Regions from separate parts of the Homo sapiens genome. Here all the other regions are linked to region 2. The links are chromatin loops, found by intact Hi-C in ENCODE. Cell type or tissue: Calu3. All regions are shown on one strand. Links, peaks and the distances in the headings refer to the core of each region. The heading gives the core; the rest is flanking DNA. Region 1 has its middle 86 kb from the start of PLSCR2. Region 2 has its middle 12 kb from the start of PLSCR5-AS1. Region 3 has its middle 37 kb from the start of PLSCR1.

What was found. Hi-C counts contacts between places; a loop is a spot of excess contacts. Peaks named below come from ENCODE experiments on the same cell type or tissue, not always from the same donor. Only the 100,000 strongest peaks of a DNase experiment are listed, where the experiment ranks them.
Region 1: a loop joins it to region 2, with 4 times the contacts of the local background. A loop is called at or near these places in 4 of 110 quality-filtered maps.
Region 3: a loop joins it to region 2, with 5 times the contacts of the local background. A loop is called at or near these places in 6 of 110 quality-filtered maps.

The regions. Positions count from the first base shown.
Region 1 is chr3:146,378,213-146,388,680 of GRCh38, reverse strand. No RefSeq gene overlaps it. Among named protein-coding and RNA genes, the nearest start is that of PLSCR2, 86 kb to the left of the region's middle. RefSeq lists an enhancer at 1-1,182. In Calu3, for the core only: no CTCF peak of the experiment used is centred there; a DNase peak (open chromatin) is centred at 6,090.
Region 2 is chr3:146,571,966-146,582,433 of GRCh38, reverse strand. It overlaps a transcript of PLSCR5 not described here. Among named protein-coding and RNA genes, the nearest start is that of PLSCR5-AS1, 12 kb to the left of the region's middle. RefSeq lists an enhancer at 1-753. In Calu3, for the core only: a CTCF peak has its summit at 4,563 (motif pointing right); a DNase peak (open chromatin) is centred at 4,563.
Region 3 is chr3:146,502,041-146,512,508 of GRCh38, reverse strand. No RefSeq gene overlaps it. Among named protein-coding and RNA genes, the nearest start is that of PLSCR1, 37 kb to the left of the region's middle. RefSeq lists enhancers at 5,093-5,758, 8,383-8,432, 8,070-8,886. In Calu3, for the core only: a CTCF peak has its summit at 8,967; DNase peaks (open chromatin) are centred at 5,408, 5,828, 8,518, 8,888 and 1 weaker place.

The DNA.
Region 1 (10,468 bases), core at 1,149-9,148, 190 kb after region 2:
CAGAACACAGTTCTAAACCATTTATGTAGGCTGTGTTGAAAAAAATAAAGCTGTCCTCAGCTCAATTATGCCAATACATTTCATGTAACAAAACAGTTACAGGAGGACGAGAAGAAAGTATATACTATGGTGTCTGGTCTCATCCTTTGTGTTTTGAGTATTGAGGATTAGAAGTTGGTAACATTGCTCAAGAAGAAACCATGTATGCTTCCTGACACAGGTGAAATTGTTTCAGGGACAAAGTTTACCTCTAACATTGTAGATTAATTGATGCTCGTCTAGCACCCTAAGGATTGGAAGCTTTGACAGCACTTACACCCAGTGACATTCCCATAACAAATCATAGCACAAGTGAAGTTTCTTCAGATGACTCGGTAGGCATTAGGGATGATTAAGTGGAAGCAAGGGCACAAGAAGCAAAGACAGCCTCTAGCAGGGGGAATTAGATGTACAGACTGGCTTTTGAAAACACGTAAAATACGCCATTCACTGAAATAGCGGTTTTCAACTTTAGCATGTATCAAAATCACCTGGAGGGTCTTTCAAAACACAGATTGCTGCATCTCATCCCCAAAGTGTTTGATTCAGCATGTCTTGGGTGTGCTGATAATTTCCATTTTAACAAGTTACCAGGTGAAGCTGCTGCTACTACTAATCGGAACCACACTTGAAAATTTTGGCACTCGAGCAAACTACCAGACTTCAGCCAGAATTCTGTGAGCTGCTTGCTAAAGGCAGCAAGTCAAGAAAATTATGAAGGCTTATGAAACATTTTAGAGGACCACTGGAATCATCCAAATTACCCCATCTTTATGCAGCATGGCTGGGGATCTTCAGGTATGTCCTCTTTCTTTTATCTTCAGTCTCCGTCTCTGGAATATAAGGTCACTCTAAGTGCAGCTTTGAGTCAGCAATATTAACATAATCTGGGAACTTCCAAAAAGGCAAATGAATGAGTCCTACCCTAGACCTAGTCAATCAGTAACTCTGAGGATGAGACCCAGCAATCTGTCTTTTATTAATAACAAATTCTCAAGATAATTTTAATTGTGGAAAACGTTAGAATAATGCAGTGCTTCTCAGACTTAGCTACACATTGGAATCACCTGGGAGCTTTAAAAAACTATTGATGCTTTGGTCTTATCCCCAGATAATGATTTCATTTATCTAAAGTACAGTTGGGGCACTGGATATTTTTAAATGAGTAGTTTTAGGCTCACAACAAAATTGACTGGAATGTACAAAGGTTTCTTATATATCCCTATCACCATGTCACATATAGGCACTAAAATTTTTTGAAGTTTTCCAGGTGTTTCTTGTGCACAGCCAAGTTTGGGAACTAATCCCAAGAACATTTTGCTTATCAGTATTTAAACATGCTGAGGACCTTATTTTAAACAAAATTTCTTTTGATCACATAGCTACCTTTCCCTTTAATATTTTTGTTGGTTTTTTTTTTTTCATTTTAAGCTTCTTCAATTTTCTCTACTTTCTTTTTCCACTTCCTTGCCTCTTATTCACCACAAGTCCACTGTGGTGACTTTGCATTTCTACCATGACCTTATTTTTTACCAAGGGATACTTTTAAATCTTACCTTAATTGAATTCTGTACAGCATTTAGTATTGTTGATCATTCCTTCCTAAAGTCTTTCATTCGTTTACAGAAAACCCATTCTCTGATTTTTTTTTCTTGTCACTCATCCTTAGGCTCTATTAAATCTTCTTGTGTACCCATTCATTAAATGCTGATGTTTCTCAACTTTGTATCTTTGGATCTTTTCTGGACTATCTAGCTTGTCACATAGCAGGGAAATTGAAGGTACATTAAAAACTTAAAATTAATTTTTATTTATCAAAGTAAAACATTTGAATAGTCTAAAATGCCAAACACTGCTAAAAGACTTATCACACAATCAATAGCATCTGGCTACTCCCCGCCACCCACTTTCTACATATATAAGCAAAAATCTTGCTGGAACTTTTATTTGGATTTTTATTGAATTTTTAGATAAATTTATGGAGAACTGATATTTTGACAATATTGAAACATCTAATATGAAAATGTCATATAGTTCTCTTTTACTTAGGGCTCCTTTAATTTCTTTCATGTAAGTTTTGTAGTTAGCACAGTACAAAAAAAAGTTCCTTACATATTTCTTATTACTTTTATTACAGATATCTAGTGTTTTGATGCTTTTGGACAAGGCATCTTTCAATTATATTTTCTAGTTTTTTGTTTCTAGTATATGGAAATACAATTGATTTTGTACATTGGCTAATACTGTTACCTTTGTCAACCTAAATAACAAACAGAAAAAAAGAAAAAGATATTTATTTGGGAGTAGGGCATTATAATGGGCATATGTGGGCCATAGTAAACTATGTGCATATTCAGGGAAGTAAAGGAAGGCAAAGATTTTTAAAGAAAAAATGAAGATGATCACATAATTCTTATATAATTATCTTTAGCTACAAGAATCGGTAACAAGAGTGACACTAATTTGATGTTGAATAGGCAGTTGCTAGACTGATGTCTTTTCAGAATTATTTTTTGTGTAAAGTTGTAATGGCCTTTGTTCAAGGCTGCAGAATTTGCAGTCCTTTGTGATCATTTTTATCAGGCATTTATACATGAGAACCCTCTCTTTGTAGCCTTTCCTGGCGCAATTTTTAAGGTTTCATTTTTAACACAAGCAACTCTATTTTTATTCTGACAACTTTCTCATTTCCCCCTATTGATCAAGCTATTTCTCTGAAAACATCATTGATCAATCATCCTATAGTTAGGTTTGTGTTATCTCTTGCTGCCAGAATGAACCTATTCCAGTTTGTTGGTCTGGTCCCATGTTGGGAGAATGGTGAGTAGGAGTCAGTGTCAGAACTCTTTTAACTGCATTTGAACAACAATGGTGGTTTGAAGGAAGTGGCTCTCAGGCTAAGCCTACCTAGAGTTCATTATTAAGTTCAATTTCATCTCTTCTGTAGTCTTTTGCTATCATCTCAAAGAGCTGGGCCAGTATTATTTTGTTAAGAGTTGTACTTCTGCAGAATTTTAACAAGTGGCAAATATAAAGTTTAAAAATGGAAAATACAAAGTAAAATTAATAGTCATATAACAATCTCCATTTGCATAATGGTTTAGAGCCATGAATCTAGACTTAAAGGCAACTAATTGAGTGAATCAGATTATCTATTATCCTGCCAAGTGAAAAAGGTAGGCATTAAGAGGGGTAAGAGTCTCATTATGACATGGAGTCTTGCTCTGGCATCTGTGGAAAACTGTCTACTGCATGAAAATGTCATCTTCTTGTCCCGGTTTGCAATTTGAGTGTCTCTTGGTTATGGCATCAGGTGGGTTTGGTAAACTTTTTGTGTGGCCAATAGGTACAAGTCTTGCTCCTTAAAATTATTGTAGTTTTAGCATATAAGGCATTAAGAACACAGCAGTTCCCAATTTTAATAACTCCATGAAAGAAAGTTGGATTGGAAGAATGTAAAAGAATCCAGGATCTAGTCTAGTCTATTGGTAGATAGCAAGAACTTGAAAACAATGCACAGGGCTACAGTTTGATAATAGATGTATTGTGGCTTTTCTTTGGAAATATGTTTTTTCCTGTATGTTGATTATAAAGGAATCTCAGAAAACCTCTTGAGACTAGGAAGCCAAACCAAGGCAGACTTTAGATTTTACATACACTCTTTAAGGTTTCTGGGCCTGCCAAGAAGTAACCATTTTTATCTGCTAGGAAGATAAAAAGGCTGTACTGTAAGGAACCCTTGAAACCAGGCATTCTCAAAAGTGGTATTTCAGTCAAAGACTTGGTAATATAAACAATGTTTCCAATTGTATCCTGCTATATAGAGAGAGCAGATTTTTACTGGACTTATGCAAATAACCATATTGTCATGAGAATAATCATGAACACTTTTGAATTTTGGTGGAATCAAAGAAGGAGAAAAAGCAATTCCTTCTATCTTTGTTTTCAGATGTATATTTTACCAAATTTCTGTAAAGTTCAAATAGTTTGAGAGAACAAAAATTTCTTACATTTGGAAAAAAAATTTAATAAAGAGTCAACAATGTTTTAAATGTCATAAAAACATTATCTTCACTAGTTGTCCAATCTCATGTAATTAATTTTTGTTCTGCTTGTTCTTGATTAGAAATTTTATGAACCCATCAGTTTCTTCATTAAAGTTTTGAAAAAAATTTATTTTGCCCATTGATCTTAAATATATTAGAAACCTATATTTAAGAGGACATACAAATACTTGTTAGTCTTTCCTTGAATCTGATTGCACATGCTTTCAGAGAAGAGTTCAAAATAATCACTGTGAGTGACAAAAACTTAGAATAGCCATGGTTAAAAATCTGGTGGAAGTTTATTATAATCAGCATTTGACAAGATAATTTAGTTATTTTTGTGGCATACAATATGGTAGCCACAATTATGATGGATAACATATTAGATTTCTAAGAGTTTTATCCAAATTTGGAATATGCATATTAATAACATACCCATAAGTGTAACTGAAACATCTAGATACTCTTATCAGATTGAATAAATTTAATTATAGTTTTCAGTTGCTGAGATTTTTATTAACCTGATTAATGAGTTTGAAGATTGATTCTATTACTTATAAAACTATATATAGTTATAAAAATTGTTCTGAAACTATAAATTTAGATATATTACATATTATAATATATATAAAACATTTATTAATGTAGAAAAATTATTTCGTTACAATGAAGATGGCCTCAATCACATTGTGTCATTCAAGAGACACTAATTTCATATATAAGTGCAGTATTCCAGGACAAAGAAAATCAAATGAGAAAAGGACAAAAGGCATTTTATGATCCTGCTGTCTGACAAATCAATTTGTAGTTGCCTACCTAATTATCAATGGTTTTTGTCAAATGCTATTGGAGAAAGATTTATGCTAATAGTGTTTCACTTTATCTTATGCTAGGACATTAATAAGTGGATCACTTTCTCTTTAGCTAAAACATTAGCTAAATCACATTGGGAAAATAAAACCCAGAAGCAGAAACTAATTGGAAACATTGCTTTTAGGTAATGAAGCACTTACATATCTGTTTTGAGGATTCATTAGTTTTAGTTTGGGGAAGTTTCTACATAACTCACCTGAAAATATGCATAATTGTCATTGAAATATATACTGCCAAAGTCATTGAATAAAGGGGGAACTTTGGCATTTTATTTCATTTCATTTTAATAAACACTCCATGAAAGTTTGGGCTACATTTCAGGCTCTAAAGATAAAAAAAAAATAGATGATCAAGGCTGTATCCTACTACTTAAGGAGCCTAGTAGGGGAGGAGAAACACAATTAAACCAACAACAACTCTACGAGGTGATAGGGCTATTAAAGACATTTACATAATGTGCTACAGAAACACCACGAGATCAAAATTGTACATTCTTTCTAGATAGGAGATATAGTTTATCGATAGTGTTTTAACACCTCTTTGTCTCTCTTTCCCATAGACTTAGTATTTTGAAGATAGATGCAAGAAGGGCCAAAGTATCCCCTCAGTAAACTAGAGAAAGTTGCAACTGCCCCTGTGGTTTGCTAAGAGGTTTGCATAAACCAAATGAAGAGCATTCTAGGCAGCTACAGAAGGGCTCAGTAGAGTATTTTCCTTTGGAGAACTTTCAGAAAGCATCATTATGGGTAGAGAGCTCTTCAGCAACAAGCAAGCACATTTGGGGTCAATAAGTGCAATTGTCATAGGTAAGAGAAACTGATATCTGAGAGGTAAAGCTGTTTTACCAATAATGAAAAGAAATGGATCAGTCTTATGGTTGTCCAGCGACAATTTTTCTTATTAATTAGAATAGGTTGTATCACATTCATTACAAACACAGAGACTATTTTAAGAGATGTTAAGATATTTTCCAGAAGCAGGACTAGCTACATAATTTGTTGAGCTCAGTGAAAACTAAAATGTGATGTTCCTTCTTCAAATATTATTAAGAATTCAGGATGGAAACAGCAGCACATTAATGCAAGCACAGGGTCCTATGTGACTACCTGGCAATCAGGCCTATGAAGCCAGCAGTGGCCAGAGGGCAGTATCGCTTTGTGTACTGTAGCAAGCTAAATATTTCTAGAATGAGAAACCATAGCTTTGAACTACAGCACATGCAGATCTGAGTTCTAGCTCTATCACATATTACCTACTGTATATTGAACAAGATGTAAAATTTTCTACTTCCTCATTGAAATATGGCCATGCAAATTAAAACTTCCACTTAATCTCCAATATTATATACAAATATACATGTAAATTTTCTTCTGCTGAATATACAAAAAACTGATTTTATTATTTAAAAAAGAATGTATCCAAAGTAGTGGCTTTCAAATATTGCTGCTGATTTTAGAAATATAATTTTATTAAAGTAAAACAATTTGTTCATTTTCAATTATTATTTTAATTTCCTTGGCCATTGATTTCACCACTCACCCCAGTTGTGCACTAAAGATTCACCGTTAAAAAGATTATTTTAAGATTGGATTTTAAAATATTTAAATAGCTGAGTGCAGTGGCTTATGCTTGTAATCCCAGTGACTTAGGAGGTAGCAGGATCCTGCGAGCCCAAGAGTTTGAGATTAGAGTCAGGTATGATTGCACCACTGTACTCCAGCCTGCATGACAGAGTGAGACCTCATCTCTAAAAATAAATGAATGAATAAAATACTTCAATAGAAGTCATCTATTGAAGATTTAGAACATAATATTCATGTGTGTTTTATAATCTCCACACAGAAAATCGTACTCTTCATTTCAGTATTTCATTATTACCTTTTGCTATTCAGAGAGAGACTCAATTAATTTATGTAATGCTTTACTATTTTAACAATATGTTACTTATATTTTGTCCTTTAATTATATGAAGAAAAGGAGTGCTGGAGCAGTCTCTCTGGGTGGCCCAGCAAATTTCTTCACCGTCTCCAAGTGCTAGAGAGCTGGCTTTTTCCAGCACATCGTTAGAAAACTTTCTCCAAACCTTAAAGTATCTATTCCCCTGAGAAACATCATTGCTATACTTACTCAATTAAAAATAGACAGCAGCAGAAGGCAGATGACCTCTGTCAGCACCCAGTCCCATGGTCTAAGCACATCTCTCCAGACTATTGCAAAGCCAGAGACGTGTGTTCCTGCTCACCCTTAGCCTGTGAGTTCCTACCTGCATTGTGTGATGTTTGCTGTTGTGTACCATTAGTAGAGGCAGGAGGCAGAGAAATTCTAGGCAGATAGGGGCAGATGTCCAGTGAAATCCCACATTCAAGCCAAAGTAGCCTGAAACCTGTGGCCCAAAATGAGAATTTCTATTCTTGTTTGCCTATTCTCTCCTGATTAGTATTTTCTGAATAATGTAGTTTTACCAATCGAATGTTGCCTTTTCCAAAACTACCTATGGCCTAACCCATTCCTATCCTTCACCTATAAAGACCCTAGACTTAGTCAGTAAAGGGAGAGAGGCAGCTTGACTTCAGCAAGATGGCTTGACTTTGGAGACAAGATGGCTGGACTTTGGCAATGAAGAGATGGCTTGATTTTGGGGAAGACACGGCTGAACTTCAGGGAGAGCTATCTGCCCTTCCATTCCCTCTGCAGCTCTCCTCTCCACTGAGAGCCATTCCCATTGCTCAATAAAATTATTCACGTTCAGCATCCTTCAAGTGTCCATGCGACCTCATTCTTCTTGGACACCAGGCAAGAGCTCAGGACCCACTGAGTGCAGGTACCCAAAAAAGGCTGTCACACTAGCCCTTTGCCCTCTCTGGTGGAGGGAAGCCGCCCCACATGATGAGGCAAGGGGCCAAATGAGCTGTTAACACATAGCCATCCATAACCAGCGGAACTAAAGGAGCATTGTATCACCTCTTCTGGGGCCTCAGGGTCACAGGCACCCCACCTGGGCACTGTTGCACAGAGCTTGCTCCTGCTGGCACCTGGAATGGCTGGCTCGATCCCTCACAAACCTGCTCATGTGCTGCCTCCTTCAAGGGGTTGAGCATAGTTGGCCAAGTAAGTGGGGCACCCCTGTTGTGAGCCTGATGAAAAGGCCAAGAAAAATTCTGCACCACTATGAGCCTTCACAAGAGAAAACCTATCAAGTCATTGTGGGATAATGGGGACAGGAATTATTAATCTCATTTTACCAGTGAAAAACATAAAGTCACATGGATCATGTAAAATGCCCAGGGTCACAAATCTAGTGATCAGCATTGATGTGGCACTTGAACTTCCTATTCCAAGATAAATGATCAGTGATATAGGCCTCTGGAAAAAAAAAAAAAAAAAAAAAAAACAGCTAGCACATTATTTACTTTCTACCAGCTCCTTTCATGAGTACTTCACATTTATTGACACAGTTAAGCCTGCAATAAACCTCTCAGGTAATAACGTGACCCCTTTTTTACAGTGGAAAATACTGAGGCAAAAGAAAGTTTGGTGACTTCCTCAAAGTCACCTTACTGTTAGTGAGTTGGAAAGTGGGTTGTTAAATCGTCCAGAGTTCATGCTCTTTTTTTGTAGCTGTACTGAAACTCACATGCTGACTTAGAAACCTTTTCTCAGAGCTAGGAGAGCTACCCAAACATCACTATTCCTGAGCCATATAACCAGTTGGTGTTGAGGAAAAGAAACTGAAGAATCTCCTCATCAGTGGTCAAGTTGGCATGTAGGCTAATTCAAGATGCCTGTATTAACTGGGAGTTTTTGTAATCTTGAGACTCTTTTTTGGATTTAATTGAGATAGACTATATAAATAAAACTACAAATGTTTCAGTCGTTAAGTTGTGTACCTATTGCAGGTCCTTAAATGTTAACACAATATCTTGGGGATATATAGGACTGACAGTAAAGTAGCATGTCCAACCCATGGATATTAACACAGCCAGAAGTATGAGATATAGGCACAACAGAACTAAGGGAGAGGCAGAAATATTATACTACTTTTCTTAATCTGAAAAGCATCATGCTACACCTATTTCTGAAAGCAAGGACTTTATTTCTCTATTCTTGGGTATTCAAAGTCATCAAAAATATAAAAACATAATCCACAATTTATACTTTTATGAATTTAGTGATAAGATCATTATATTTTCTTCAAATTATTCTCTATAAAATATCATTTATAATTATTTTAAACACATACATTTTGTAGACTTAAATACTTCTTCCCTCTTTTCTTAACCACCATGAAGCTTAGTACCTCCTGATTTACTCAATTTAAGATTTATTCAGACCTTCAGAAAACAAGAAATATTCAAAATGAAAATACTATATAATGGATTTCATCAGCTCATGGGTGAAGCTCAGTCTTATTTTGCAGTATACACGGTAACATTTCTCATAAATTTTTCTGTGTCCCAAAGCATTATAATTTTGTTGGCGCCTTCCTCATGTTAAATAAAAAGGAACCTTATCTTTGGATGGCTATCATAGTAATGAAGAGAAAATTACCAGATAAATTGACATAGAAACATTTAATTTAACAATGATTCACTCAGTGTGCTGTTAATGAGTTTTCAGAATGCATTTTAAAATGTTCTTTATCTTAATAAAAGTAAAATGAGGTGTGTATTAGTCCATTTTCACACTGCTGTAAAGAACTACCTGAGACTGAGTAATTTATTAAAAAAAAAAGAAGTTTAACTCACAGCTCCTCATGGCAGGGGAGGCCCCCCATGAGGGTGAAACAATCATGGCAGAAGGCAAAGGGGAAGCAAGGCACATATTACATAGCAGCAGGAGAGAGAGAGAGAATTAGGGGAAGTGCCACACTTTTAACCATCAGATCTCGTGAGAACTCACTCACTGTCATGAGAACAGTGTTAAGGAAAAAGCTCCTGTGATCCAGTCACCTCCCACCAGGTCCCTCCTTCAACACATGGGGATTCGGGATGAGATTTGGGTGGGAACACAGAGCCAAAGCCAAACCATATCAAGATGAAATGAAGAAAAATGGAACAAGCAATATGTCTTGGCCTGTTCTGCTGTCATCTACATGGCATTCTCTAGGTGACTACTCAATTCTAGTAAAATATATGCAGGAAATGGATTTGTCCATTCAAGAAACATTAAATCCAACTAAATTCCAAAGTATAGAAACCAGAGAGAATGATGTCAGGGAGCAGAGGGTCAATCAAGATGGAATCGTGTCCACAAAATATGAAAATACACATGCCATTGTTTAAGCCAGAACTACCTTTAGAAGTATTAAGAAATGAATCTAGATCAAGGGTAGTTGAGAAATAAATGGGAGATAACAGAAATATATAACAAGCTATGCTTTTAGGAAGCTCAGCAGGAAAAGGGGAAGTAAGAGACTAGATGGTGGCTACAGGGAGTAGAAAAAAGAGATGGCTTTATTTGATGGGAGAGCAAAGTCTACATTTTTGATATGGGCAAGAAAAAAACAAAAA
Region 2 (10,468 bases), core at 797-8,796:
TTCTGGTAGCTCCACTCTGTCCTCCTAGTGTGCATGCAGGCCCTTACCTTGAGTTACTCCATATTGCTTTGTTCCCCTTACTGCACATGTGTCAGGGGATGGAATTTTCCATTGCAGACATGTCTGGGCAAGTCAGCTGTGTGGCCTGTCTTATCTATGCAGTGAGGCCATGTCTTAGGCAAGCCCTCCTATGCAAGTTCCCTTATTTATGCCTGCAGGCTGTTCTTTTGTTTGAAAGAATTCAACCCAGGACCCACCCTAACTGACTACCTGTCTAGTTTCTTCCTACCTACTCTCTGTGAGGGAGAAAGGATTTCTGGCCTATGCCATTTACTGACAGAGGAAATATTAAAAGAGGATCTGGTTTAGGGGAAGAGCATAGGTTCAGTTTTAGTCATTGAAATTGTAATGCCTTTAAGTCTTTCAAAAAGAGATGTCAAAAAAGGAAAGTGGGTATCTTTTCAACTAGAATATTTCTAAAAAGAGAAGTGAGTTTAAGAGAACTAGATGTGGACCCATTAAGATCTGAATAATTTCTGGTTTACTTCAAGGATGTTCCTAAAAATGTGTTAAATAATACATGGACAATTAATCATTTTTTCATTTTTATTTATTGTATAATTGACCAATAAAAGTGTAATATTTATCATGTACAACATGATGTATTGAAATATATCTATACATTGTAGAATGGCTAACTTGAGCTAATTAACATAGGCATTATCTCACTTTGTTTTGTGCTGAGAACACTTAAAATCTACTACTAGCAATCTTCAAGAATACAAAACATTGTTATTAACTATAGTCACTCTTGAACTTTTTCTTATTCATTCACTTATTTAGCTAATATTTTTGAAACCACTTCTATGTACTAGGCTCCATATTAGGCACTGGGGATATTATATTCAATGGTACATTGTCCCTGCTCTAAACTCTCTTCAACAAATATTTCTGGAATGCATACACTGCACTAGGCATCAATGTCAGCATTAAGTTATAACAGTAAACAAAAGCAACAAGGTTCCTGCCTTTGTGGAGCTTACATAGAATAGAGTTGATAATAAACCAACAGATAACAACACGTTAAGGTTACCATAGATAACCACAAATATTGACAAGGAATCTACCACTCAATATCTAAAACAATAAGCTGAACTTATTACTTGTTCAGGCAAGGGAGAACTGGTTTTGCAAGACACAATTTATAAGCAAAGAAGGTAAATTATATAAGGTTTTGGGAAAGTGTGGAGTTTAAATGCTGGAGTATTGACTTTAGCTATGTAAATATGTTCACTGACTGGCTGACCCTTAGGAATCTATTCACTGGACTAAAGCTATTGCTGATTATCTGATTTTCAGAAATCATGTAAAGAAGATGTTTCCAATTGTCTTTCAGAGTGTGTGTACTTTTGTAATCAATCATTGATTGATTAAGCAGGTTTAATACTAGTTTTGATTGTTACTCGTTTGATTGTTAATGCAAGGAGTGAACAATCAATTCTTTCCTAGAAGGATGAGAATTTTACACCCTCAAACCCATGAAAAAGTAATTCAGGGTAACAAAATAGAAATAGAACTGCTGTTACATTTTAGCGTAGACCAGAAAGAAGAAAGCATGACTTAAGAATATTTAGGAAAAGAGTGTACCAGGCAGATATAAAAGTAAATGCGGGGCAGGCGCGGTGGCTCACGCCTATAATCCCAGCACTTTGAGAGGCCAAGGCGGGCGGCTTGCCTGAGCTCAGGAGTTCTCGAACAGCCGGGCAACACGGTGAAACTCCATCTCTGCTAAAATACAAAAAATTAACTGGGCATGGCAGCGTGGCCTGTAGTCCCAGCTACTCGGGAGGCTGAGGTAGAAGAATTGCTTGAACCCGGGAGGCCGAGATTGCAGTGAGCCGAAATCGTACCACTGCACTCCAGCCTGGGCGACAGAGAAAGACTCCGTCTCAAAAAAAAAAAAAAAAAAAAAAAAAAAAGCAAATTCAAAGGCTCTGAGTCAAGAGCAACTGGGCAAGTTTGAGAAGCACAGGAAGCCAGTATGGAGTACAGTAAACAAGAAGAGAGAGAAATGAACTGCTGTAGGAAAAGTAGCTAGGGGCTAAATCACATACAGTCTTGCAAGGCAAGTTTAGGAAGAGAAATTGACAAAACTTGGCATTTCGTTAGATATGGAATGTAAAGGATTTTAAGAACTCTAGTATATAAAATCAGTTCATTCCAATTTTTGTCATTAGAAACTGAAGGTATGGCCATGACACTCATAAGAACAGGTTCAAATCAGTGTTACAGGTGCTACAATAAAAAGAATGTACCACAAAGGCACAAAAAAAGGAAGCATTCAATACCATTTAAGGTGGAAAGTTAGTACCCCTAGAGAGTAGCTAACAAATAACGCATGAGTTGAATATGTGTCTTCCATGCTAAGTGGGGTCAAAGCTAGGAAGTGTTTGGCTGGGAGAACATTCCAAGCGAAGAGCACAGCACAAACAAAGGCACAGAAGAAATAGAAATATAGTAGTCAGAATGAAGAATGAAGAGGTTGCATAAGATCAGAATGTGCTTAATGAGGTCAGACTCTCTTAGGCTAGGCCACATTGTCCCACTCAGCTGTGCCCCACGTATCCTCCAAGTGATGGTGCTAGATGATGATTCAACTAATATTTTCTTCTGAATTTACGTACTTTGTATTTGGCCAAAGCATCTTCTAGGGGCTTTCGAAATTGTTTAGAAACTGTATTGAAACTCGGAAACTGAATCTGAGCGAATTGACAAGTATTAAGGAGGAACAAAACAATATCTTTCCGAAGCCATAATATCTGGAAGGAAGGAAGCTAAAACTTGTTAGATAAATCAGACTTTCCTACAAAAGAGGGGTTTGGATAGATGATCTGAAGAATTCAGGTTATAGCCCAGACAGGTTGCACACTGAAATTCTAATTCATTTGAGCCTTAATTAGAGGTTTATGGACACATTATTTTTAGATTTGTTGTATTTTATTTTCAAAATGAAAACAAACTGAGGAAATAACATAAACGTTTACTACTTCATAATTTACTCTTACTCCTGTTTGGTAAGTTTTATATTATTGTTTCTTTAATTGCTAAAATAAGGGGAAATGAAATTATTGTTTATCATATTTTGACTTTTCAAATTAAGCATTTTTTCCTTTCTATACACTTTGATTTTTATCATTTCTCCTTACATTGTGTTTTGCTCACCTTGGAAGAAAAAATTCTTTTTAATAAAATTTCTCTAAATAAGTGTAAATGGATTTTGTCTATTTCTTATGCTGTGAAATTTTTGCCATTAAAAATAGGTGGGAATTGTACTTAGTGACATGTATTGTGGTTCATTCTAACTGTCTAGGTGTTAAATTTAGGCATCACATATTTAAATAATTTGAATTGAATAATTTAAAGGATCTATAATATATTTTAAAAAGAAAAAAATTTTCATTAAAAATCTTGTTAAAGAAATGGAAAAAACCATAGTAACTTTTGCTGGCTGAGCCTCTATTTTATGACTGTCTGCCAAGTATTATTATCAGCATTATTGAAAATGCATTTCAAGGCATTTTTGATTTAATTATAAATATATTGTTTTTAAAAAACAATTACAATGGAACTATAAGAGATTTCAAATATTAAAATTTGATATTTTGCCCAAAACAAAATTAAAACACGATAAGACTATTTGTTTCACAAATATATAAAGCCTAGCATTAATGAACATTATGAGACACTGGGCTAGACTTCTTACAAACATTTCTCATCTGATTCCAGTGCCACACATTATAAGCCCAAAGGTACAGATGAAAAAAATCAATGCTCAGGAAGGTTAAGTAACTTGACAGATTTTACAAAACTGTTAGCTTTTTGTCGACCTTCCAGAATGAAGAATATGAGTGGGCAGGAAATGGCACAAGGAAATCACTTTTAAAATAAGGAAATAAAATGGGAAGCCAAAAAACTAGGGGAGAGATGCTTTTATTCCTTTAAGACCTGAATTAATAATATTCTCATCAATATTATGTACTCTTTCTATTTAGAAAGGTAACATATAAACAACTTTAACTCTTTTATCCACTGATAGTATATCTGTGGTGTTATTCTGTGGTTATCTTTGTGGTTATTATTCCACATAATAGATAAAGTAGCCAATGTGTAAGCCTGAAAAAATACCTTTGAGAAAAAGTTTACATTATATTGGAGTAATTAATAAAAAACTTTATTAAACATAAAAGATTTGGAAAATATTTTCCAATATCAATAAATCATAAAAGCAGTTTCGGTCTACCATTTCATTGCCTCTTCAATATTAATTTTAGCTTAACCAAATAATAAAATAAAATGTCAGTATTCATTTTGGCACCTATATTATATTCTTAAGTACATTGAATGTTTTAAACTATACCATATTTTTAATTATGTTGAAAGCTAGCTGTAGAAAATACATAGAAAGACTAATAGAGAATTAAACAGTTGTTACTTTTTAAAATCCAGTTACATATGCCTAGGTAATATATATGTTTAATAAGTCTTTCATGCTGCAGATGGCAGCAACACTTCACATTATGATGGCATTGCTTAGCTACACCAGCAGAATCTTGAAAATACAAATTTCTATTGAGTATTCATTTTGTTCTTTCTGTAATCTGGGAAATAAAACACATCAATTTTGTGTGTAGAAGGGTAAAATTTGATGTTATGTTTTTAATAAACTGAGAAACACTATATTTGTTAATGTATTATGCACATGATGAAAGTTTAGTAATTACTATTTTTAATGAGCAGACTGAATTGATGGACAGTTTCCATCAATTTAGTGAATGCATATATTCCTATTTTTCTAAGGAAACTGAGTAACATTGGCGTACCAAACAGTTAAATAAAAGCACCATAAAATCAAGCATATAATTGAAAGTAGAGTCCCAACTCTGATTTTCTATTTGTCATTTAAGAGCTAAACCATCAGTACACAAAATCTAAAATTATTTAAAATTATACAGAAAATCCACTCATTTTTGGTCATTTGTATGTTGCATCCTGATCGCCTTCAGAGGAAATGTATAGGCCAAACCAAGACACATCCATGGAGTCAAGTCCCAGTTTGGTGACTCAAGGTCATTGAGCAAGTGTGAGTAGGTCTAAGAATGGATACAAATGCCCCACCATTTTAAATAGGCTTTTAAGGTAACAAGATGATAAGAACATAAAACCATAATATTCTATCTAGAGTTAAGGTCAGGGGTCAGAAGCAGGAAAAAGCAATATAAATGTAGAAAAATCAACTTATCGTATGTTGACTTTTAACCCAGGCTAAATGTTTAAATAACATAGCTATTTTTTAAAAATATCCATACCCAGACCTCATTCTGTACCAATTAAGTCAAAATCCCTAAGAGTATCTTTTAAGTCACTTAATTCTTTTTTTTAAAAAAAGACTAGTAATTCTAATGTACAACCAGTGTCATAAACAATTTCTTTTCTAATGCTGACAAAATAGTATAACTTTTATTTTTAATTCCGGATTCAAAATTTGGCTTTCAAAACTATAGTAATCAGTGTCTGGCTTACTTATATAGACTTTATTTTAACCTGAGCCTTTATATTATAGTACTGTAATGTCCCTCTAGAATCCCATTATAGATCTCTAGCCTATTATCTTTAAGCAATAATAATAATGATATCATCTTATTTTTTAGAATTATTTAGAGTATTTCAAAGCACTTCCACACATATGAATGGCCTGCACTGGACCTCACAAGAAAACAGAGGGTTTCAACTGTGCATAACATCAGAGATGACCAGGTGCAACCTCCATATATTGAAGACTTAGAAAATGAGAAATATAAAAATTAAATTACTTTGTTTTACTTTGTGCCCACAAGTCTTTTTATTATACAAGAGTATATGCAAAAAGACTATACATAAATATATAAAATGCTCAACATGGTAAATTGTTTAATAAATTATGGTTCACATATAGAATGGGGTTCTGTTTTCTTAGAATGAGATTTTTAGATGATAAAATACATAGAGAGATAGACAGGATGGAAATTATTATATAGTTGGTAAAGGAAAAGCATTTACTTTGCATGTGTGCAGAACTATGATTCAATTCTTGTAAAATTAAAAAATAAGTACATATAATGTGCGTGTGTGTGAGAGAGAGAGAGAGAAAGAGAGAGAGAGGGAGAGGTGGAAAAGGTTAAATTTCCTAATTGCTACAGCAGAAGCACAGGTATGCAAATCACCTAAAAGCCATATTGATTTTTTTAAGATATACATTTAAAAGAATGCCAGCCAGGATATAGATCTACTCTAAGGTATTTCAAATTAGTAGCTCACCTTTCAAAACCATGAGATAACTTTTTTGATCAACAGAAATATTGTAAAGATTTGAGAGAAGTATTAAGCTCCTAGATCTAACTCTGGGGAACCCATATGATTGTGATCAAATTCAGAACAATGCATATTTTTTGTGGAAAATAAGTTCTTCCCAAGGGCTGTTCATAAATTTAACTTAGTCAGACAACCTTAATGAGCGAGGTTATTCTGGCCTACAAAACACAGCTGGGAGAAATGGACATGCAATCATCAATAGGAATATGTGTCTTCCTGATTTTTGGCAGCCAAGTCCCAGAAACACAGTTACTGGCTCTGACAGCGTCTCAGTACAAATAAGAACTACAGGAACTAAGACAGTTTGGTTCTTAGTAGAAATTAAAAAAAAAAAAAGGAGTACATAGTCCAGAAATGTAATGATGCTTACTCTATATGGAAAATTAATTTATGATAAAATGATGTTTTTCAAAGGAATAAGTCAATAAATAAATGACTATTTATTCATTGAATAATCATTCAATAAACTCTGGTAAGGAAAACCTTAGCCAATATGGAGCCACTTTTGTTTAGCTAGTGCATTTCCAAACTCCCTTTTGTCCATATCAATCTCAGAGGCTAAATGTGCTGTCTGTGTGTGTGATAGAGAGAGAAAGAAAGAGAGAAAGGAATATGAAAATGTTATGTTCCTTATTTGCTACAGCAGAAGCATAGGTACGCAATCATCTAAAACCATGTAAGATATTTTTGATATACGTTTAAAAGCATGATAGCCAGATTATAGGTCTACTCTACAGCCCTACAACTATTACTTTCTCAGCTTCCTTGTATCTAGGGGCCCCATGTAGTCAGGTATTGTCAATGAAACATAACCATAACTCTATTAGGACTTTCAGTAAAGCGTTTACTTTTCTGTAAAAAGAGGAAGATGTTGCTGGCTCTATTTTTCTGATTACTTCTTCCTCCAGGGAACACAATGTGATACCTGAATATAGAGCAATGATCTTGTGTGAATAAGTCAACAAGCCAATACTCTAAAAGTGTAAACCAAAAAACATAGAAGGAACACAGGTCTTTGAAGATACGATGAAATTGTTTTCCCTGTCCTGGACTACCTACCTCCAAAATTCTTAGCTGAGACCATTAAAGGTGTTATTGCTTAAGTCACAAGTGTTCAGGTACACTGTAACATGAAGCTGAAAATATTGTTATCTAATATGACCATTAAGAAAAATTAAAATATGATTTTAGGCCACACACAAATATAAATCTAGATATAAAAATAGAGAAATAAAATTCAACATTTTCTTCTTATGCAATAAATTAAAAAACAACTAAGGCAAATGAAAACTAAGACAATTGAAAAAAAGCTTACAATATAAAAGAAGACACAGTGTTTATCCATAATGAGGAAAGAGCTTCTGCAAATATATGAGACAAATATACTGAAAGAAAATAGGAAAAGCACAGGAACATAAAAATCACTAAAAGAAAGTATTAACAGCCAGTAAAAATAAAATTATGTTCAAATTCTCTATTAAAGAAATGAATCAGAATAGAAGATTCAAAAATCTGAATTATCCATTGTTATCAAAGATTCAAGAAAGTATATACTCTTGGCAGTAAGGTAAATTGATATAACTAATCAGGAGAGAAAATTTGCTTCAAGTGCATTTATTTTAAATGTATATTTTAGTCGAGTAAGCAACTTTGCCTATAGATTTGCTAAGTAATCACAAAAGCTTCCAAAGATGTGTCAGGGTGCTTGCTGCAACATTGTTTTAACATTCTCAGTAAAATAAATGAAGACATACTAAAGTTCACCAATGGTGATTTAGCTAATAAATTATTGTTCAAACATAGAATGGAATTGTCTCCTCTTAAAAATGAGATAGATTGGTAGCCAAGCAGATGGGGGTGGAAGGGAAGGAAGCAGGGATAAAAAGTATCTGTAATATTGTTGGTAAAGGAAAAACAAACCCTTTTCATAGCACGTGAACTCTGAAATGAAATTGAATGAAATGAAATAATTCATTTAAAATGTTAATAAAAATAATTACATGTACACTAAATAGGGCATTCTAAAATTTAAAAATCTAGAATACATACCAAAATATTGACAGTAATTATTTCAATGTAGGGTCAGGCATAACGGGGGGAATTAAATACTACTTTAAATAATTCTGTGTTTTTAATTTTTTGAACAATAAACCCATTTAATATATAGCTCTAAAAATACATATAAGCACACACGGCTCATACGCACACAATTGTTAAAGTACAACTATTTTTAAAAACAATTATCCAGATTTGCCTCATAAGGAAAAACTTGTGACATTTGAATTCATAGGAAAAAACTTAAGAATAAAATTTGTTAAAATAATGTCTTTCTTTTCTACATGACTACTGTCAACCTTTCTTTTCACTTGTTTCTAAATGAACCCATCTCTGATACATATCTATTTCATTTTTTCATTGATGTATTTGTCAGAATGTCTAACTCATAAAGATGTATAACTTTTCCTGGGATTTATCACACTACCCAACATATTTGAATCTCAACTGTTAGTATTTTATTTCACAAAATTCAGTGGTGATTTGATTTGATATGGCATCAATCCAACATGAGTACTCAAGGTGGGAAAGATATATTCGTCCTTTTTTAAAAGTTTTTTAAATTGTTATTTTTTATGGGTACGTTGTTGGTGTGTAATTTATGAGGATGTATGTGTCCTTTCATCAAAATATATACTCTGAAATTACTTGGTACCTAATTTACCATCAATGCATACTATAATACTTTCATTACTATTTCATTTTACGGCACATAAGTGCAGTAAGAAGAGAAGTTGAGAAGGTGGAATTCATTTCTTAATGTATTGGTCTTGAGGTGCTTATGGAACATCAAAGTCCAGAAAATTTGCAAGTACCTGCCAGGAGAATGCTCTAGCTTAAAGTTTTGAACTTAGAAAGTTAAACTATGAGTGCGTGACATAAAACCTTGAAGCTATATAGCAGGAAAAGATAAGTGTCAAAAGTCGAAGAAAGCCTTGGGACACCATACTTTAAAGAATAGAAGAGTCCACAAGGGACAGAGCAAAATTACCTGGAGAATAGCAGGAAAAACAAAAGTCTGATGCTTTAGAAATTAAGAGAGGAGAGATTTCTATAAAGTGGGCAGTGATTAACCAGGCTAAATGCTACAGCGAGTTAACAAAAAGATAGGATTTAGTTATTTTCTTTGGATTTAGATCTTAGAATATTAGGCCTTGGAGAAGGCAGTTTAAATTTATTTTGTTGAGGGTCCTAATTTAATGCATCTGGGCAAAATGAAAAGCAAGAAAGCAGATAAAATGGGTGACTTTTAAAAATGTAACAAAAATAACTTGGAATTAACATAAAAAGGTAGTAACAACCACAATGATCTGGCAGAGGGTAGCACTGCCAGGTCCTAATGAAGCAGGGACTATTTTATTTTGCTGCAGAGGAATTACTGGAAATATAAGCAAAGCCCAGAGAATAATAATATAAAAACAGCTTAATAAACCTGTTATTCTGGTAAGAGTGAGGTACTTATTCCAGAATCAAAAGCCTGAACATTATGCTGATCATGAGTTAAAAGATTAAGCTCAGATATAACTTTTCTGGAGTTATAGAAAAAACACAAAGAAAAATGAAGAATTAGATAAAGAATTAGAGCTTCTAACTTTCAATAAATTCTTCTATATGGGTTGCATGCAAAGCCAGATGTCATGGTTCCATATTAGATTTTAGAAAATATAATTTATCTATTAAAGTTAGCAGTTAAAATTTTAATTATGTAGAACCTAATTATAGAATTAGAAAATAATTTAGAACAGAATGTAGTCTGGATATTGACATATTGTATTTACATTAAAATTGTATCTGTCATTCTAAGGGAAGAAATTATTTCTTCTTGTGTGTTCACAACTGTCACTATCTTATTCCTAAGCCTGCTTATTCTCCCTGACACTAGCCTCTCCATCTTACAGTCCATTCTCCATATAATTGCTAGATTAATCTTTTTTTTTTCTTTTTTTTTGAGATGGAGTCTCCTGAGACACCAGGCTGGAGTGCAGTGGTGTGATTTCAGCTCCCT
Region 3 (10,468 bases), core at 1,413-9,412, 71 kb after region 2:
GTGTAAAAAATGAAAAGGGCTATGTGTTGGTAAAGATCAATGGTTTTCAGAACACAGAGAAGTGTCTCAAAGCCAGTGAAGAATATTTGGCCTAAAGTAAATTTCTGTATTGTGATTTGAATAGCAAGCAAAATCCATTTAAACCCTAGCAAGAATACTATCTCCTCAAAAAAAAAAAAAAAAAAAGTCCATGCAAGATGCCAAGCTAGGGAATGATGCTCATCTCACAGAAGTGTAGATTAAGGGAAATTAAGGCACAGGGAGGAACAGAGTCTCTGGCTTCTGTGTTAGAGCCTTTTTTAATCTTAGCTTTATAGTGTCAAAATGTGGCAAGCTATTTTAAGAGAGGAACAATAGCTGGGCGCAGTAACTCATGCCTGTAATCCCAGCACTTTGGGAGGCCAAGACAGGTGGATCACCTGAGGTCAGGAGTTCAAGACCAGCCTGGCCAAAATGGTGAAACCCTGTTTCTATTAAAAATACAAAAATTAGCTGGGCATGGTGGCAGGCATCTGTAATCCCAGCTACTGGGAAGGATGAGGCAGGAGAATTGATTGAACCTGGGAGGCGGAGGTTGCAATGAGCCGAGATTGCACCATTGCACTCCAGCCTGGGTGACAAGAGTGAAACTGCTTCTCAAGAAAAAGAAAAGAGAGAGAGAGAGGAACAATAATCTGGGCCCCTGAAACCAGATGAAACAACTGACAATACAGAGTCTGAACTCATGATTTACAAACTGAGAGGGCCATGGAATGATAAGGAACAAGTACAACTGGTCACAGAGCTCTGCACTTAACAACCCTCCACACACATACACACACCAAGCATTCAAGTTAAACGTTAACCTACTGTTAATGTTTATATGGTAGAAAACATCAGATTTATGCCAAAATGCAGATTATAAATCTACCCACATTGAATTCTGAATAGATTTGGAAAATTGATCTGCTTGCCTACTAAGTACAATTTGTTTCTGCCTGTGGATTCTGGGGGTTTTCCATCATTAACACATTGAGGTTATTCTGTCTGGCAGTGATAGGGAACAAACATTGGCCTATTTATTTCAGCAAAGGAGTTAGTTGCTAGGAAACATTTCAACTTTAGTCAGGTATTGCCAATAGACTGCAACCACCTGAAAATATCTTAGAGAAATTCTCGGTTATATTGACTTTACAGAGTTAATTAGATCTTAGTCTACCACCCGGTCCACTCGGGCTTCTATACCAAAACACCTTAGACAGGGACAGTGTAATTATAAAGGACTAAAATTTGTTAATTATAGTTCACGAAGCTGAGAAGTCCAAGATCAAGTCACCAACAGATTCTGGTGTCTAGTGAGGGCTGCTCTCTGTTTCTAAGATGGCACCCTGTTGCTGCATTCTCACATGGCGGAAGGCAGAAGGTCAACAGGGACCCAACCGAGCCCTTTTAAAAGGTCACCAATCCAATTCATGAGAATGGTGCCTTCATGACTTAATCACATCCTAAAGGCCCCATATCTGAATACTGTCAAAATGGGTCTTAGTTTCCAACAAATGAATTTGGGGGCACACATACCTTTAAACCATGGCTCCTACTAAGCACATTTCTGTTAAATCATACTGCCTGAATTCTTTCCCCGTTATTGCAAGTCACAAGCAGAAGATAATTTACTCGCAAAATTATTTTTTTTGCAAATCTATTTCAGTTTTTATGAATAAAGACAGATTCACTCAAATAATTCACATAAATGTATTTGTAAACGTTATACCTGAGGAGGAAATGAATATAAAAAAAAAAAGTTGATTGATTTAAGGGCACTGAAACTGCTCATCAATTATTTAACAAGTACATACGGAGCTTCTACACTGGGCCAGTAGTTACGCTAGGTACGATGGTCTCAATAAGCAACAAAAATTATTTTCTACAAGATGCTTAAGGTCAATTATACATATGGAATGTTTGATTATAGGATCCAGAGTACTATGGAGAGGGGTAGTAGGGACACTGAACTCAGTTTTAATGGTCAGGAAATTAGGGGAAGTAACTTTTAAACTAAGAAAGTTTGCTGGACAAAAGGCAAGTGAGATTATTTCAGGCAAAGGAAAGAACATAAACAGAAGTCACCTCAGGGGTCTGAAATGTGGCTAGGCCACTGGTTTTGTGTTCCTTCGTGAGTGAAAGACATGCAGGGGGTAGGACATCTAAAGAGTGGTTAGATCATACAGTGCCTTAGCCACATTAAGAAGTTCAGGTTGGGGCCAGACATGGTGGTTGACACCAGTAATCCCACCACTTTGAGAGGCTGAGGTGGGAGGAGGTAGGAAAGATCAAGTGTCCTTTCCTACACATAGTTCTCTCTCAGTCTCTAGGAATCAGGTGGTGGACTTCTCTAAAGCTGCACTTTTTTTTTTTTTTTTCCCAAGCAGCATGGCTTGCCTGATTGTTCTCTAGGAACTAGTCTAGCCTTTTCAGATGAGAAAGTTACTTTGTCTACACAGAAGTTTTCTCATGGTGATTTGGTATCTCCCTCATCACCAAAACCTGGATACATGGTAGATGGCCTAAAATTGTTGAATTATCTATCTTTCAAATTTACAGTGTGAATCGATTTACGTTTCAGGTCCTGAAAGCTATCAAAATAACCAAAGTCCATTTATCTGAGGAGATGGTATTAATAATTAGTTGTGTAAGTAAAAAAGTCAATAAAAGATGAAGCATATCTGTAAAAAAGATGAATATATTTAAAATAAATTAAGGGTGAATTTTATTATTTTGTTATTATTATCATATCATTTATTTATTTATCAATCTTTTAAGTAGGGGCAAGGGCCAAGTGTGGGTCTACTATTCTGCACTGTCTTTCTTCTATAAAAATACACAGTTTATTTTTGTTTCAATAGAGCCAGAATTCTAAGACACTTTCAAAGGTATCTTAGTGTAGACCAGTCAATTTTTACCATGATTTTTCAGTCATTCATATTTGGCTCACCCTTTACTAACTCAGTAGCAATCAACTTTACTGAGTAGACTTAATAAGCATTTTAAAGGAATTCAGATTAACTTACATAGAAACAATCTTTTATATTAATATTTAATCAAAGCAAGTAAAAATATTTACTTTCTGTAACTACAATAATCTTTTGTATAAACTGATTTACAAATAAATACAAATCACTTTTAGTTGGTGTAGAACTTTTGAGAGAGTAGACGTACCCTAGAACTAGAGAGTCAATAGGGACCCTCTTAATGTAATAGTCAAGTGTATTCAGCATAATTTGAGCTAATAATTAGGTTTTACAGAGAGAATAGGAAATGTCAACCCAAGGAGTTGGGTAAATTAAGATCAGTTAAGAGAGTATCTATATTGACTTTCTTTAATAATTATTTTCTGACAAGGAAAACAATAGTCACCATCAATCCAGTAGGTAAAATAATATGACACTTTTTTATACGATTCATGGCTCCCTCAAGAACTTATCTGCTGCAAAAAGTAAAGGAGAAAGCAGGAAAGAAGAAAGGAAGGGATTAAATGAAAAGGAAAGAAGAAAGAAAAGGGGTTTTTGTTTGTTTGTTTCATTAGAAGTCAACTAAAAAATATAGAAGAAATGACGAAGGTAGGAAATGACCATTTGACAGTCATCATCACAATAATTTTATTCCAGCAAGGAAACATCGGTGGCTGCTAAAATTACTGATGAACATTTAAGGAAAAGCAATATGCAGTACTTACATTGTCTCAAAGTAGCTTCTTATAAGATACTTATTAATTTCAAAAAATAAAATAGTGAGTAACTTTACATTTACTGCATGATACAATTCAGCTGAGCTGCCTGCCATGATATGAAAAAGATCTCCATTCCTCCAGTTTCCAATAACAAGTTTTTTTCCACTCATCTGAACCTTCACCTGAAGTGCATTTAATTCTGTATTTCTACCATCGGTCTCTTCATGTTGATGTAAATCTTCTCTAAGATGATCAACATTTTCTTAGAGAAAATACATACCATGCTCCTCACTTCCTTTTGTATACTTATCAGTCATTAACATCCATATCTCTTCAGTCTTGTCTTAGTTGGCACAGGCTGTTACAACAAAATATCATAAGCTGTCTTAAACAGGAGACGTTTAATTCTCATAGTTCTGGAGCCTGGGAAGTTCAAAATCAAAGTACCAGCAGATCTGGTTTCTGGTGAGGGACCTCCTTCTGTCTTGGAGAGAGCCACCTTCTTATTGTGTTCTCACATGGCAGAGAGTCCAAGCCCTGGTCTCTCTTCCTCCTCTTATAAGGACACTCATCCCATTATGAGACCCCCACCTTTATAAACCTAATTGACTTCCAGAGGCCTTGACTCCAAATACCACCACATTAGGGGTGAGAGTTTCAACATATGAATTTGGCAGGAGAGGTACACAAACATTTAGTTCATAACATTCCACCCCTGGCCCCCCATCATTCATGTCTTTCTTGCATGTAAAATGTATTAATTCTATCCCAATAGTAGCAAAATCCATAACTCATTCTCTCATCAACTCTGGACTTCTAAGTCTCATTTAAGAAACATCTAAATCAGATATGAATGAGACTCAAGGTACAATTCATCCTGAGGCAAAATTTCTTTCCAGCTGTGAGCCTGTGAAACCAGATAAGTTACGTACTTCCAAATTTCAATAGTGGGACAGGCATAGAATAGACTTTCCCATTACAAAATGGAGAAGTTGGGAGGAAGAGAGGAGTAACATGTCCAAATCAAGTTCAAAACCTAGCAAACAAATGCCATTAGATCTTGAGGCTCAAGAATAATTCTTTTTAGTTTGATGCTCTGTCTTTGAGACCCATGTCCTGCAAGGCTTTTTTGGGTGGGGGTTGTGCCCTCAAAGCTCTGCAATGTGAGAGTCACATCCACCCCCAAGGCTCAGCTGAGTGAATTCTCATTCTCCAGGCTCCAGGCTGCCACTGTCTAGCCTGTTGAAACCAAGGCAATGGCTCTCTCCCCCATTGAAAACCAAGGAGACAGACCTGATGACCTCTGAATTGCCCTCAGGATTACTGCTTTTCTTATCTTCAAGAGTAGTACACATCTGCAGCTAAATAGCTTGATGTTCTGGTACTGTGGGCTGTAAGAAGTCCTGTAGCTTCTTTCTATTGAAACTGTTTCCATTGTCTTTAGCTCTGTCAATCTGAAATAATCAAAAGAATCAGAATTCAGTCTTGAAGAATTTATTCTAGCAAAAAGTTTGGAATGATCATTAGAGAAACATTGGCTCCAGAAAATGAAGTAAGTTCCAGTGGAGTCACAGATTAGAAAATGAGTCAATGAATATACTTGATGCAAATCTCATGCAGTTTTTTTTTTCTTTTTTTAATAATCAACTAATCTATGTTAACTGAGACTCCTTGTTCTCCAGCTACTCAATCCACAGGTGGCCTGTGGCTCCTGGTAAACAGAAAGGATAGCAATGTAATTGAAGGCTGTTGTGACTCCTCTTATTGTAGGCCAACTTACAAATATCACCAGGAAATAAAGTCTCATCATTCTCATTGACTAGACAATAAAAGAACAATGGGCCTTGTAAGGTGGGAATGAGGAAATGGCACAATTAAAAAAAAATGATTGGTTAACATCAGATTACTTCAGGTTACTTTTTTGTAAGGGTTAAAGCAGAGGGACTTCCTTATTATGCTGACTCAATCAGATTGAAATTTCCTGTTTTCAGGGGAAAAAAATGGTCTGCTTGGGATCTGTCTGTTTCCTTAAAGTTTCAGTATGATTGTGTAACATTTGGCATGAGTGACTCTATTGTGGTTTAATCTGGTTTGTTGGAGTCTAGTGCGTGAGCTCACTCCAAAACAATGACCTCCCACAATTTTTGTTTACACACACACACACACACACACACACACACACACACACACGGTATATATTCACTTTTTTTACCCCTATTGGTTCTCTTTCTCTGGAGAACCCTGAATAATATGCCAACTTTCCTCTTTCCTCTATAATCAACTTCAATGAATATTTCTGTACATGTATCCTTGTGCTCATGTCAAAAAAAGCATTTATGATTATCCTTATGAGTAAAATTGCTGCTTCTAAGGGTCTAAACATCATTATGAAATATTGTAATATTGCTCTCCAAATAAATCATACCAATTTATTGTCTAAACACCAGTGTATGACCATCACTACAGCTTTACATCCCCCATCAGATCTGGTATTGTTGGGTTATGTTTTGTTTTGGTGAATTCCCAATATTTTTAATTGGGAATCTCATTCTTGTTTTCATCTGCATGAAATTGTGAGGTTGAGTATGTTTTCATTTGTTAAAATTAGATGTTCATGTTTCCTCTAATGTGAATCATCTTTTTGCACACTTTAGTAATTTTTGTATTTGTTTGCTGTCAACTTTCTTATTAATTTGTAGAAGTTTCTTTTTATGCAACCAAATCTTTTATAAGTTTGTAGGCATTGTAAATATCTTCTCTCAGGATATGGCTTTTAATTCACTTTATTTGTGAAATAATATTTTTGTTGTCTAGAGAAATTTTAAATCATATCATTTTTTCAAGGTTTGTATTTTTTTTCTTTTGTTTTGAAGGTTTATTTTTCATAGATAGGTCATTACTCCATTTGGAACTTTTTAATATATGAGTAGATATCTAATTTTATTGTATACAAACAGCTAATCGCTCCAATAACAGCAAAGAGTTCATCTTTTCTACTGATTTGTATTGCTACTTTTGCCAGCCATCCACTTTTCATAGATTTATGGATCTGTTTCCAAGCTTACTCTCCTATTCTGTTGCTCAATATTTTTGTATAAACAATTCCCTTCAAATATTCCTGACAGCTTATTTCCTCTTGAATGTTATTCTGGTCTGGTCCCCTTAAACAGCTGCAATTTATTGATGGAACATAAAACAGGCAAAAGGAAGGAGCAAGACACAGAGTTAATTTAATATCCTGATAAAATAGATCAGCCTTTAGTATTTTAACAGCTATATATTATTTATTTAGTAATTTTGGTTTTGTTTGTAAACAAGCAAGTTATATTGTGGTAAAGAAGAAATATGGGAGTCAAAATAAGACTTTAAAGATGTATCTAATTTTGTAATTAAAATACATTTCCTACTCAACATTTTTTTAATTTTATGTAAAATATTTTAGGCTACACTGTGCATGTTTTAAAACCACTTGATTTTAAAGCTTTTTAATAGAAGAAAAAAGATACAAAGCTGAAGTTGTAAGGGTAAGTGTTAAGTATTGAAGTTTTGTGGGCCTAACAAATGACTGGTTTATATAATTTGTAGAATACTTTTTTATTTTACATACTTACCTAATATAAGTGGTGCCTAAATAAGTAATGCTTTATAGGACGAATTGATGCAGGTGGGAGAGTCACTGTGATATGAGACTGTCAGAGGCCTTTGAACCAGAGCAATTCTATTGTGAATAGGGGCTGGATAAAGTAAGTCTGAGACCTACAGGGCTGCATTCCCAGGAGGTTAGGCATTCTTAGTCAAAGGAAGACACAGGAGGTAGCTCAAGACACAAGTCACAAAGACCTTGATCATAAAACAGGTCGTGGTAAAGAAGCCAGCCAAAACCCACCAAAACCAAGATGTCAAGGAAAGTGATCTCTGGCCTTCCTCACTGCTCATTATATGCTAATTATAATGCATTAGCATACTAAAAGACCCCACCAGCACCATGACAGTTTACAAATGCCATGGAAATGTCTGGAAGTTACCCTATGTGATAAAAAAAGGGAAGGAACTCTCAGTTCTGGGAATTACCCGCCTCTTTCCCAGGAAACTCATGAATAATCCACCCCTTGTTGAGATATAATTGATAAATAACTATAAGCATACTAAGTCAAGTAGCCCATGCCACTGCTCTATCTATGGAGTAGCCATTGTTTTATTCCTTTACTTTCTTAATAAACTTGCTTTCACTTTAGTCTATAGGCTTGCCTCTAATTCTTTCTTGAGTGAGGTCCAAGAACTCTTCTCCTGGGGTCTAGATCAGGACCCCTTTCCAGTAACAAAACTAGGGAAAGTTATCAACTTAACTTACAAGTAAATTAAAATAAGCTTAATTCAACTGAGTAAATATTAAATACACTATCAAAGAGAATACAGTCAGAAAGACAAAAAACAAGGAGGGAAATGAAGGAGAATCAAGAATGTTTGCATTCGGCCGTGCTCGGTGGCTCACGCCTGTAATCCCAGCACTTTGGGAGGCTGAGGCGGTGCGGATCACGAGGTCAGGAGATCGCCACCATCCTGGCTACCACGGTGAAACCCCGTCTCTACTAAAAATACAAAAAAATTAGCCAGGTGTGGTGGCGGGTGCCTGTAGTGCCAGCTACCCGGGAGGCTGAGGCAGGAGAATGGCGTGAACCCCGGGAGGCAGAGCTTGCAATGAGCCGAGATGGCGCCACTGCACTCCATCTTGGGCGACAGAGCGAGACTCAGTCTTGAGCCCACAAGAGTACAGGGAGGTAAGAATGTAGTGGGTGTCTGGCCAAGCTGGGCTTAAGTTTCAGTTACAGCTGAATCTGCACAAACCCCTGCACTGCCGCAGACTCTGCAAATGAGTCACCAACCAAACACTGCTGATGTTATAATAAGGAAAATCCATGTGCACTGAATTCAAGAGTATTTACAGTTGTAGCCACCTGTGGACTTACTGGTGCCCCACTAGAGAAAGGTCTTAGGAGAAATTTGTTTCACAAATGAAGGGAGAGAAAGTAAAAAAAGAATTTGAGATATGTAAAGCACTTGACTTTGCCTACTCACTAGAGTTTCTAAGTATCTCAGTCCTTTTGTTCCCTCTGCTGACTCACGTCAGAATCAGTGTAGTTCCGTGTAGTCTAGCCTGTTCCACCAGATTGAAATCCGTTCCCTTGGGAATGGTGGGAGTTTATTTTCTGGTAACATTTGTCAATTGCCTTGCAATAAAAGGAGTCTTTCAATTAAATCTATCCTTTCTGTTTACCAGGTGCTGCAGGCCACCTATGGGTTGGGTAGTGGGAGAACAGGGAGTCTCAGTTAACAAAGAATAGTAGACCATTAAAAAAGAAAAAAAAAAAAACCTGTCTGAGATTTGCATCAACTATATTTATTGAATCATTTTCTGATCTGTGACTCAAATGGAAAATATATACCCTGGGAATTTGAATTATTATCAGGCAACTCCTACAGATTTCTGTTTGTTTTCTTGTTTGCCATAACTCATAGGAGATTACATTCTGACTTCTAAGGAGAATGATGTGAAGTTCCCACAGAGAAACTCCTCATATAGGTAGGGGCCAGAAGAGAACAAAGTAATCCCATGTCAGTAAAAAAAAATAAAGGAGATATATCCCATCATGTACTTGTGTGTCTTTGTGAGCTTTGTTTTAGGACTCATGTTGACTAGGACTAAACCTGATAACCAAGACTCATGACTCAACCACCTGCTTGGGCCAGACAAGTAAGATAAATGCATAGTACTACAGGTGTAAGACATCCAGCAATGAGGGAAGGTAGGTGCGTTTGTCTGTTTTACATTGCTATAAAGAAATGCCTGAGACTGGGTAATTTGTAAAGAAAAGAGATTTGTTTGGCTCACAGTTCTTCAGGCTGTACAAACATGGCACCAGTATCTGCTCAGCTCTGGTGAGGCCTCTGGAAATTTCTACTCATGGTGGAAGGCAGAGAGGGAGTAGGTATGTCACATGGTAAGAGAGGGAGCAAGAGAGAGAGGGGAGAAGGTGGCATAAAAAACAACCAGCCTTCATGTGAATTAATGGAGTGAGAACTCACTCATTACCATGAGGACAGCACAAAGCCATTCAAGAGGGATCTGCCTTCATGATCCAAACACCCTGCACTGGGCCCGCCTCCAATATTGAAGGTCACATTTTAATATAAGATTGAGAGAAGACATACTTCCAAACCATATCAGTAGAGAACCAAAACTGCAGCCCAGCTAATGTCTCTCAAATTAAAAACACACAAGCAGGATACTTTGCTGGCTAAATTCTCAAATGTAGTCTGGCCTAATTAGCCCTAAATGTCTCCATTTGCACCCACCTACCAGTAGTTTTGTCATATCCATAAAATACTCCTCAGAAGAAAATAATTGAATAAAATTTAAGTATTTAAAATGATTTATTATAAACATCAGCATTTTCTCATGATTAAAAGTGGAGACCATGGAAATATCCCATTAGAGTTAGTCCCAGCTGTGCCGCAGTTTCCTCTGAGCAGTTTTGAGCTTTGGGCAAGTCATATAACTTTTCCATGCCTTAATGTTCCCATCTGTAAAATAGGCCTATTAACAGGGGGAACCAACCAGTCCACCTGTGGCCACACTTCTAAATAGTTTCAATACAGTTCAAAGGGTTGTTTTAAGAATTTTATGAGTTTTGATATGAAATCTTCATTGAGCCATGTCTGGCATGTTGATAGCAAGCAGCACAATGGCATTACCTATTATTA